Regions from separate parts of the Homo sapiens genome. Here region 1 is linked to region 2. A link is a contact called in ENCODE Hi-C or POLR2A ChIA-PET data. All regions are on one chromosome and are shown on one strand. The core of a region is the stretch at or near the end of the contact, and the rest is flanking DNA. Distances in the headings are between cores, read along the strand shown.

Region 1 (5,237 bases), core at 2,225-4,724, 290 kb after region 2:
GCCTTATCAGAAAAATCCAAATACAGTCAGACCCCCAGTTATATGGGTATGAGTTACACTGATTCACATATACAAACTTTATATAGTGTGACCAATGTTTCAACTCACGCGGTACCCTGCTTCCATTTATGCAGTATGCCAGGCATCGGCACGATTTTCAGTGGCACACAGGCGGTTGCCACCACCAGGGCCCTAGGCAAAATTGCAAAGAAGGCAGAGTTTGTCTTTGGCCCTCCCACCTCCCTTATGCATTTCTCTCCCACCTCCTGGCAGTCCCCCTGCCCAGCCTCCCGGCACCATCATGCTGCCCTCAGATTGTCTAAAGCCCCCAACTTCCACCACTCACCCAGGAATGTCCTTTCTTGAAGTGCCCAGTGATCCAAAATTACCTCTCCATTTCCCTGCTAACAAAATTCCTACTCCTAAGGATTCCAGTGAAGTTTAGGTAATCTAAATGATTAACTACTTTATGTAATTCAAGTTAAGGTATATTTAACTAACAGACTTAAATCTCCAATGAATTTTAAAAGGAACTAATTAAAAACTGTCAGGAAGGGGAGGGGGAAGAAACCTTGAGGGGGTGAGGAGGTAATGTTTTCCCAAAGCCCCAGGACTCTGTGCCACTTCAGATTCCTTCACAGACAGGACACTAAGAGTGGAGGGGGTCACTGCCACCTTGAACCCCACTTCCAAAAAAGAGAGTCGCTGCTTTATAGTCTCTGGAATTAAAAAAAAAAAAAAAAAAGGACAGAGTTGCCTTAAATACCCTCCTACCTACCTTTTCCATCTCTCTCCCACCTCCTGGATACCCATTTCCACCTCTTAGTGCCAAAGACACCCAACAGCGTTCCCATAGGCTGTTTGTGTGTCCAATACAAGGGTTCCCATTAAATGGTTTCAAATTACATGGTGTTATTCAGGGGACGTTTCCATGTTCCCCTATCCCTGGGTAACTTGAAGTTGACTGTATGCTAAAAAAGAACAATCCTAATTATTAAAAGTCCTGAATCATAAAATGATATATATAAACTCATTAAATGGTAAGAAAAAAAAGAATGTTCTGATTATTTTGCATATATAGAATTAATTTTGATATCTAAAAAAAACTCCACTCAATTATTTTTCCTTGAAAGTAGTATATTTTTTACTTCTAACCCAATACAGCAGTGAAAATCCAGTCATTTCAGCTAAACAATACTGTGGACTCGTAAATATGAGTTCGATCATAAATCCTCTAAGTCTGAAGGTTAAAAAAAAAAATCCAGTAACAGACACATAAAAAAATACACAAAGTGGATTTTAAGAAATCCATGTTTCTGCTGACTACACACACAGAAATATATATATTTAAATTTAGCTTTGCAATACTAGACGGGCTGCCTAATTCAGAAACTTATCAGGAGATGGTTTACCTTGATCCAACTACCCTCCCAGTAAAACTAAGAAATCCAATCCATGAAGAAGATCCCAAAAATGGTATCCATCAAGGATTAAAAGGATCATGTAAAGCACGTCTTAAATAACTTAATTTTATTACACAGATTAGTTATTCTGTTAGCTAGGATCCAATGAAACCCGTTCCCAATACCCTCTCTCATGTTGGAAAAGGAGGAATGTTAAGACATGCTGCAGTGATAAAGTAACCATTCTTATCTAAACGTGAGAAATGATAACAGTTAAAAGTTTCTCCAGTGGCATTTTAAGTTAATGTTAACTTTCCATACAAAACTCATTTCCTTCCCAATCTTTCCTCTCTACACAACCACAAGTAGGTTTGCCATCTACACCTATTTGTCTATATATTCTACAAATAAAAGTTCCCAATATGGGTTTTTATTAAAACTGAAAATGTGAACACTGAAAAGCCACTCTACGCACTGCTGAAAGATTTGAATGCAATAAAATTTTTAAAATTTACTCATATTTTGCTGTAAAGCACTCATGTAAATTAAAAGAGTAACTTAAAAACTAAATTTAAGACGTGCCTTTTCTCTTAAATCAATACACTTAAATAACTTCTCAAGAAAAAAAGCATTTCCTTAGTGGCTAAGAAACTATCTGCCTAAAGAAGCAACACATAAAAACTACCAAGGATTTTGCTGTGTTAAGAAAGTAATGAACTAGACCTTTCCTACATATTTGAATGTATTTAAGTTGAATTTGAGAGTACATTACTAATTAACATCACCAAAAAAGCAACAGCATTTCATCATTTTATTTAGAAATTCTCTTTATGACAAAGGATAATCCAGCAATTAAGGGCTCTCTATACAGATTCTAAACTAAACGCCTGAAAGGATCTTTGTTCTCCTCTATTCTACTTCACTGGGTACCAAATTTTCAAAATCGTTCTGTTAGGGACATGCAACATTTGTCAATATTTACTGAACAAAGCCTCTATTAAATTGTCTAACAAAATGGAGGTCTCTCGGAAAAACAGGCCATAACATGTTCCTTCTCACAAAATGGGGCCAAACACACCCACTTAAGAAACCATGGTTTGGGTCAGATTTTCCATAAAAATGGTTGTTTCTGTGGGGCTCGAGGGTGCATCTCTGAGACTGGGTTAGTAATAAAGGTTTCCTCCTGACCCAGGAAGAGGAGGGGGAAGCTTCTCTCTAGGTACTCTGGAGGACGGCGGCGAGGGATGATCCCAAAGCTCTGGGTTAAGGAATTATATCGGGGGTGGAGGCCTTAGCTTTCCGCAGGTACCTAACCAGCGACAAAACGGGCCCCCCAACTACGCAACAGAGACGCGGGCTCTCCCGTCTCAGCCAAGTCAACATTAAAAGCACAAACTCTCCTTTCTGCCTCCAGGCCCCGCCTCACCCCATTGGCAGCAGTTCCCGCCAATCCGCATGGTCACCGCCCCCCCTGCCCGCCTGCCGAGCCCTGATTGGATGGGACGGGGGACGGGGACCTCGTGTTACCAATCTGGGAGCCCCTTACTCAGCCACACGCGCGCGCCCAGGTGCGCCCTCGGAACCCCTTCCCTTCGCCGTCCCCGTCCCCTCCCCCACCCCCAGGGCCCTGGCAGAGACTTACCGTCCCGGGAGGTGCCCATCAACTGGTCCAGCATCGCGCGCATCTGGGCCTGCGCCGACATGGCGGCGGCGTAGCGGGCGGACGGGCGGGGGTGGGGCGCAGACCGGGCCCTTTTGGGCTGGGGGATAAGGGGAAGGGATGGGGGAAGGTGCGCTGCTGTCTCGGTGGCCGCCGCCGCCTCGAGGCGTGCGGAAAGGGAGCCGGAGGGGTTGCGGGAAGAGTCCGGACTGCGCTCCTCACGACGACGTGTACGTGGAAGACGACAGCCCCCGACAGCGACCCTCGTGCCCTCACTCTCCGTCCGGTTCTTGGGACAGAAGCGACACGGGCCAAGCAAGCTCTCGCCTTCAACACCGCCACCCGCCAGAAGCCGTCAACCCCCCCTCAAGCTCTGACGCCGCTCGCCGCCACCGTCGCCACGACGGGAGCGCGCACGCTCCTCGCGCTCAGTCGTTTCCCGCGGGGGCTCCACCAACTGGCGTCCAGCTGTATCACTCCGCCCGCCCCGCCCGAGTGGAGTTCCACCCTAACGGCTCTGGGCGCGTGCACGCGCGCTCCTCCCGCCCCTTTACCCCGGATCTCGCGATACTCTGGTTCCTTAACTGACTGTGCAAGCCGGATCCGCCCCGAGGCGCCAAACCTTACATTACATTCCCTCCCGGCTGTAGGGCTGGCGGCTAAGGCTGCGCTGCCCGCGGTGATGGCGATTCAGACCCAAATTAGCAAAATGCGCTAGAGGTTAGCCTGGGCGGAAAGTAAGTAGAGACCATGCCCATCGTCGACCGGACTGCGGTCAGCCTCCTTGGCGTCTGAGGTGGGCGTGCTCGGGGCGAACGCCCGCCCCGAGTGGCGTGGACGCGTCCTGGTTCTCGTGCGCCTTTCCCGGCCGGGAGCAGGCCTGTCTCGCCGCCGCCGGGGCCGCGTTCCTTCCGCTGCGTGGGGCTTTAAGGCTCCTCGGCTGGGAAGTGTCAACTTCAGGAGAAAGCGCCCGAAAGCAGTACCCTAGGAAACAGGCGCGCCGACCCATTCGGATTCATCTTTACCTACAAGGTCGCGGGCGGCTTAGTCTGAATGTGAAACCATAAAAACTCAGCGTATTCTCAGCTACTGGGGAGGCGATCTCGGGGAGCAGGGAGCCAGCGGCGCTGGCCGCAGGGAAGCCTGGATTCTGAAGCCCGGCCCGTGACTGGGGCCTTGGCTTCAGTTCTACCCCTCGTAGGGCTGGTGGAGGTGGTCACACGTCTGCTATGGCGTGGCTGTTAGAACAAACTGGAATAAAATACTTAGCCCTGAGCCTTTCCCTGGTGTTTCTAAAAACTGTTTTAGTAAAATATTAATTCCTTGCCGGGCGCGGTGGCTCACGCCTGTAAACCCCGCACTTTGGGAGGCCAAGGGAGGTGGATTGCCTGAGGTCAGGAGTTCAAGATCAGCCTGGCCAACATGGTGAAACCCTGTCTCTACTAAAAATATAAAAATTAGCCGGGCGTGATGGCGGGCGCCTCCCCAGCTACTCGGGAGGCTGAGGCAGGAGAATCGTTTGAACCCGGGAGACGGAGGTTGCAGTGAGTCGAGATGACGCCACTGCGCTGCAACCTGCGCGACAGAGCGAGACTTCTAAAAAAAAAAATTCCTTAAGTAAGACATAGGTCAGTGTGCAGGAAGAAAGGTTGCTTAAAAAGAAATCTAAAACTGTAAGAAAAATGAATGAGTTAATAAAACCAAATGTTTAAGAAGACAGGCACTTTCTAGATACTTTGAAAGGACATAATAGAGATTTGTGTTCCATTAACACTGTATATTCATCGCCTAAAAAGAAATTTAAAACTGTAAGAAGAATGAGTTAATAAAATCAAATGTTTAAGAAGACAGGCACTTCCTGGATACTTTGAAAGGAAATAATAGAGATTTGTGTTCCATTAACACTGTATACTCATCGCCTTGGAACTGTTATTAGCAGATCAATAAAAAACATGAATAGTAGTAATAGTCCCAAAATTCCTTTAAATGTATATTGCGGCTGGGAGGGATGGCTCATGCCTGTAATCCCAGTACTTTGGGAGGCAGAGGCGGGCGGATCACCTTGAGGTCAGGAGTTCGAGACCAGCCTGACCAACATGGTGAAATTCCATCTCTACTAAAAATACAAAAATTAGCCGGGCATGGATGCGCGTGCCTGTAATCCCAGCTACTCG
Region 2 (4,980 bases), core at 2,476-4,975:
ACCTAACGATTCTATTTAAATTCTGCCTCCTTGAATTCTCTCCTGTTCTTCCCAGCCTGGAGTGGAGTCCGCTGAGGTCTACTAGAGTTCAAGTTCCATGAGAACAGAGACTGTCTTTTTTTGTTCACTCTCTAATTAGTGCCCAGCACATAATGGATGCTCAATACATGTTTATTGAATGAGAGAGATTGCTCCCTCTAAACGTAGCTGGCATCTGACATTCATGATTTCTGTCTGTATTCCTTTTTCCATACGTGTACACGAGATGATAAGCTTCTTGAGAACAGCAACCATGACTTGGTATCACCCTCTAGCAGAGTCTTGAACATGCTGGGAGCTCAATAAATATCAGTGATTGAACTTACTACATAATCACTCAATAATCCAATCATGTCCCCGAGCTCAGGGGAAGGGGGAGGCAGACAGAATGCCTTCCTCCTGCTGTCTTATACAAAGCCACTCGTGAGCAGCGTCTTATGCAAACACAAGGCCCCATTCTCCCCCAGCCCAGCACTTGCCCACCTAGGAAGGATATTCTCAAGAACATGAGGCTGTTGACATCACATTCCTTTTCCAAAAATGTGCAAAGGACTACAGAATTGTTCAAGAAGCAGTGATCCAGTGCTTGGCTAGTTAATTCCTGAGTAAGCCACTCTGAAAACTGATTATAATCCTGTTTCAAATGGAGAATTGGGAGAAGGCCAATAAAGGGTATATTATTGTATCTTGTAGGAGGGAAGAATCCGGCAGATATTCACTGAGTTATGGCGCCAGAGCCTTCCTCTCTAATGTTATTGTAAATAATTGTTAGAGTAGAAAGCCAGATCAGCAAAGTGAGACTCCAGCATTGCAGTTCCTCTCCACGGAGGTCTTATATAACGAAGACCTCCATAAACAAACATTGCAGAAACATAACATCGGATCTCTCCTCTTAAAGTTCACACTGTGTAATGTAAAGTGGAATAATCATTTTACATTCCTTGTAAGTTCTAAGAAGTCCCTTCTGGGGCAGCTGTTTGCTAAACCTTTTTTGTTTGTTTGTTTGTTTAATAAAAGAAAACAAATTGTGTACCTCTCCACAGTGCCCCCGCTATAGAGCTAAAAGCAGTGATTTCATGTAAGTGTTTCATTTGTCCCCCTCCAGCTCGCCTCTCTCCTAGGAGTCACGAACTCAAGTGCCTCCAGGGCCAGGTAGGTGGTCAGTGAGCTGGTAATGACTAAGGTCTGCATCTGGTGACACACACGTGCAGAGGGCAGCCTTATCCAGCCCCAGGTCATTGTGACCACGAACTGACAAGTGGCCCAGAGTTGCCAGAGCTTTTGATTTTCAGCAGGAAATCCAAACTTTTAGGAATATCACCTGAGTTCTAAATGTTAATAGCTAGTTGAAAAAATTTAATATCTATGCAGGCCAAAGAGTGTCTGTCTCTGTGCCGGGTTCATCCTGTGGAATAGCAGCTTGCAAACTTCATGCCATCCGTTCAGTCTTGCCTGCATTTGGGTGCTTGGAAGTCCTCCTCAGGCTGTGTTTTCCTTGTGCCTCCTACCTTTTTAGAAAGTGCTTCATTGGTTCCCATCAGGGCAGGGCAGGGGCTGGATGGAGGACCTAGTGATGTGTTGGGTATCAGGGGGTGCTGACCTAAGGCTTGTTGGAAACACAAATCCAGAGCTTCTCTGCGTGCTCCCTCCCCTCTTAGAGACGCCCAATCAGTATCTGTCACTGCATAACGAAGTACCTCAAAATTCCGTGGCTGACACAATAAACATTATCTCACCGTTGCTGTGCTCCAGGAATTTGGGAGCAACATGACAGGACGATTCCCACTCCAGTTCTGTCATGAGGTGGCGGTGAGCTCTTAGCCCAGGCTGCAGTCACCCAAGGGCGTGACTGGGGCTGGAGGGTGTTCTTCCCAGGTGGGTCACCCTTGTGGCTGGCAAGCCAGAGCTGGCTGTTGGCCAGAGGCCTGGGTTCCATCCACGTGGATCTCTCCACAGGGCCATTGAGGGTCCTCTTCCAGAGTAAGTGATTCAAGGCAGAGCAAAAGCAGAAGCCACATGCCTTTTACAGCCTAGTCTCAGAAGCCACACATTGTCATTTCTGCGCTGTCTTATTGGTTACACAGGTTTGCCCTGCTCAGTGTGAGAGGAGACCACACCAGGGTGTTGACTTCCAGGAGAACTGGGTCCTCAGGGGCCATCTTAAGGGCTGGCTGTCACAGCTGTGATCACAACCCTCAGTCGGTCCCTTATGAACAAATGGTCCAACCCTGAGAATAGTTTAAAAAAAAAAAAAACCCGAAGGGAATAAAATATATGTCATAGTGATTTGCACCTAATATTCAGCCCACTTACTATTGTGTTCCCCAGATCAGCCTCAGAAATTAAATATCCTTTTTTTTTTTTTTTTTTTTGAGATGGAGTCTTGCTCTGTCGCCCAGGCTGGAGTGCAGTGGCACAATCTTGGCTCACTGCAACCTCTGCCTCCTGGGTTCAAGCGATTCTCTTGCCTCAGCTTCCTAAGTAGCTGAGATTACAGGTTCATGCTACCACACCCAGCTAATTTTTGTATTTTTAGTAGAGATGGAGTTTCACCATGTTGGCCAGGCTGGTCTTGATCTCCTGACCTCAGGTGATCTGCCTGCCTTGGCATCCCAAAGTGCTAGGATTACAGGCGTGAGCCACCATGCCTGGCCTAAATATCCTATTTTTATATCCCATCTTAGAACTGTCTTCCCTGAATGTATCTAAAGTCACTTTTTAAAAATATTTTTTAAAATCCTACCCATACCACCTCTTCAAGCGATAGACTGAGGTGTACCAAACAGAAGAACCCTTGCTTTTCAAGGGAACCCTTTCGCTTGCTGCTTACCCCTGTCTGCTTCCAGGGGTATTCCTAGGTCTCTCAGTTGCTCGAGCAACTAAACCTAACCAACTTCTCTACTAAACCTAACGTTTTGTAAAGATTTGAAAGGAAAATCACTCTGAACAAAGAGTAGTCCCTGCTTTGGTATACCAGTAGCACCTGTGAAGACAGGTGGCCCCAGAAGTTTTCTGGGACCCTCTGAATTGGTAGGAGAGGGGCACCAGTTAATCAGAGGCACAGACAGGGAGGAGCAGGGTTGCTCCTGTTCCTGCAGCAGTATCCATTTCTGGGACCCACTTTCCAAACCACCCCCCCGAATTCTAACAGCAGGAGACACACACACACACATACCCTCAGGCTCTACATCACCTCTGCCTCCTTCAAGACCACCCTTAATATTCATTTTAACCAGATTTTGCCTGAATAAAAACGTGAAGGGGAAGAAAAGGTGCCCCAGTGTGTTTTCCCCTAGGAAAATCCCTACTGGTAACTAGTCTTATTTGCTCAATAAACAAAATCTTAGGCTGGGAACTGAAGGTCAGCACAAGCAGCATCTGCGGGTGTGCACCGGGGCTCTGGGGCCCTGTAACATTTGCGCGTGTACCTGGGGGAAGGGGTGCTGCATCGGCCCGCCCCCCGCAGCCACCCGCCGCAGCAGTGGTCACCGAGTCAGGGTGTGGGGAGGTGGAAATGAAATGCATAATTCATAGGCCGCTGTGGTGTCCAGTCTGTGGGAGGGGTGGTAATTACAGAACTGAGAAATGAGGCTGCAGCGGGCAAGTCACCTCTAGGTTAGAGGCTGCTATGATAGATGGCCTGCATTGTTCTCTTTCTGACCTTTTTCTGAACTTCCCCTTAGAAGAACAGAGGAAATATGGTGCTGCCTTTTCCCATATTGTTTTTGAATAATACCTTCAGACGCCAGCTTTTAGAGTTTCTGTTCTTCCGTTTGGGGTTTTGCTTCCCCCTCCACCCGCCCAATGCCTTGCTTCTTTCCATAGAAAAATCGAATCACTAATGACTTTATCCTAGTATTAATGGTAAATACAGACTACACAAATATTTGTCCACACTGAACACAATACATACGGGGAAAGGAAAAAAAAAACCCGCAGCACCCTCTCCCTCCTTCTGCTCCGCCCTCCACTGCCAAGCAAGACAATCCCAAGAGCCGTCCTCCGTCCTCCGTAATGATGCAGACGGGGCTGATGAGAAGGGTGGGGGGCGTTGCTCGGTAGGAAGTGATGGAACCTAAGCTCTGGCTTGCAGAATAGAATCGTTTTAACCGGACGTGAAGGTGCAAGCAGGAATGATGCTCACTCCCATGTAAGCTATTGATGCTATCCCGGGGGGATAAAGTAACAAGGCTGGGGACTGTGTGCCGTATTCCCTTCATCAGCCTTTCCACTGTGTAACCCGAAAGCCGCAACGTCGTTTCCCTCCACGCTTCTCTCTGCCGCTAGTGATTTCCTGGTCTGAACTGTGACTCCCTAGTGATGGCCTGTAACTTTGGGTTCTGTGATCATCTGAAGTCTATCAACCTCTATATAGTCAGGGAAACCCAGAAGAGGGAAGAGGGAAGATTTCTGTTTGATTTTCACACAAGCAAGACTTACTAAAGAGTTAGGCAGAATTGTTCACTTAGCCTTCAATTCAAAATTGAATCTCAGGTTGAAACTTTGGGGTATGTGGGGTTGTTTTGTTTTTTGAAAAATGTACCCCTTTTGAGGCCAAATGAAAAGGAACTAGACAGTTCTGTGTCAGAGCCTTTCAGACTGGGGGTGGAATTTGGTTAGCTCCATTTAGCGGGTTAATGTTGATTGAACTCCTGCTGTGTGCATCACCACCCTGAGCTGTGTGGCAGCTGAGCACTTCCCTGGGAAGCAAATATAGGTTCTGTCTCCTCAAGGAACTTTTGATCTCTTGGGGGAATCCAGGACAAGCCTAAATACAACCATACAAAGACCTACTTACACAGCTGACACTACAGAGACAGGCCTGCCAGGCAGGCCCTCGCTGATTTCCAGTGATGCCACAAAACTTTTCTTCCTTGGCAAAAAAGAAACTAAGCTGTTCATACCAATGATCACTGTCATTCTTTCAAACATCTCACAGGT

The links. A loop is a pair of places that touch in the nucleus more often than their neighbours do. ChIA-PET counts read pairs that join two places held with the same protein, here RNA polymerase II (POLR2A). Pooled maps may share reads with other maps.
Region 1: a pooled map shows a loop between it and region 2 (4-fold over the local background). The contact joins the promoter of LUC7L2 here to the enhancer-like site in region 2. A Hi-C loop is called at or near these places in 5 of 50 pooled maps. POLR2A ChIA-PET finds 5 or more read pairs at or near these places in 3 of 52 experiments (Caco-2, H1 and activated T-cell).

The regions. Positions count from the first base shown.
Region 1 is chr7:139,358,131-139,363,367 of GRCh38, reverse strand. LUC7L2 (LUC7 like 2, pre-mRNA splicing factor) reads right to left here and starts at 3,474. Exons shown (of 10, transcript NM_016019.5): 1 at 3,046-3,474. The coding sequence starts at 3,106. All of the region lies in intron 2 of FMC1-LUC7L2 (FMC1-LUC7L2 readthrough), which reads right to left. RefSeq lists a silencer at 2,780-3,209 and enhancers at 3,440-3,489, 4,210-4,339.
Region 2 is chr7:139,647,781-139,652,760 of GRCh38, reverse strand. All of the region lies in intron 2 of HIPK2 (homeodomain interacting protein kinase 2), which reads left to right. Among named protein-coding and RNA genes, the nearest start is that of CLEC2L, 130 kb to the right of the region's middle. RefSeq lists an enhancer at 3,146-3,415. Within about 2 kb of position 3,725, at least 20 of the 41 ENCODE cell types and tissues checked have a DNase peak (open chromatin) inside an H3K27ac peak, as active enhancers do.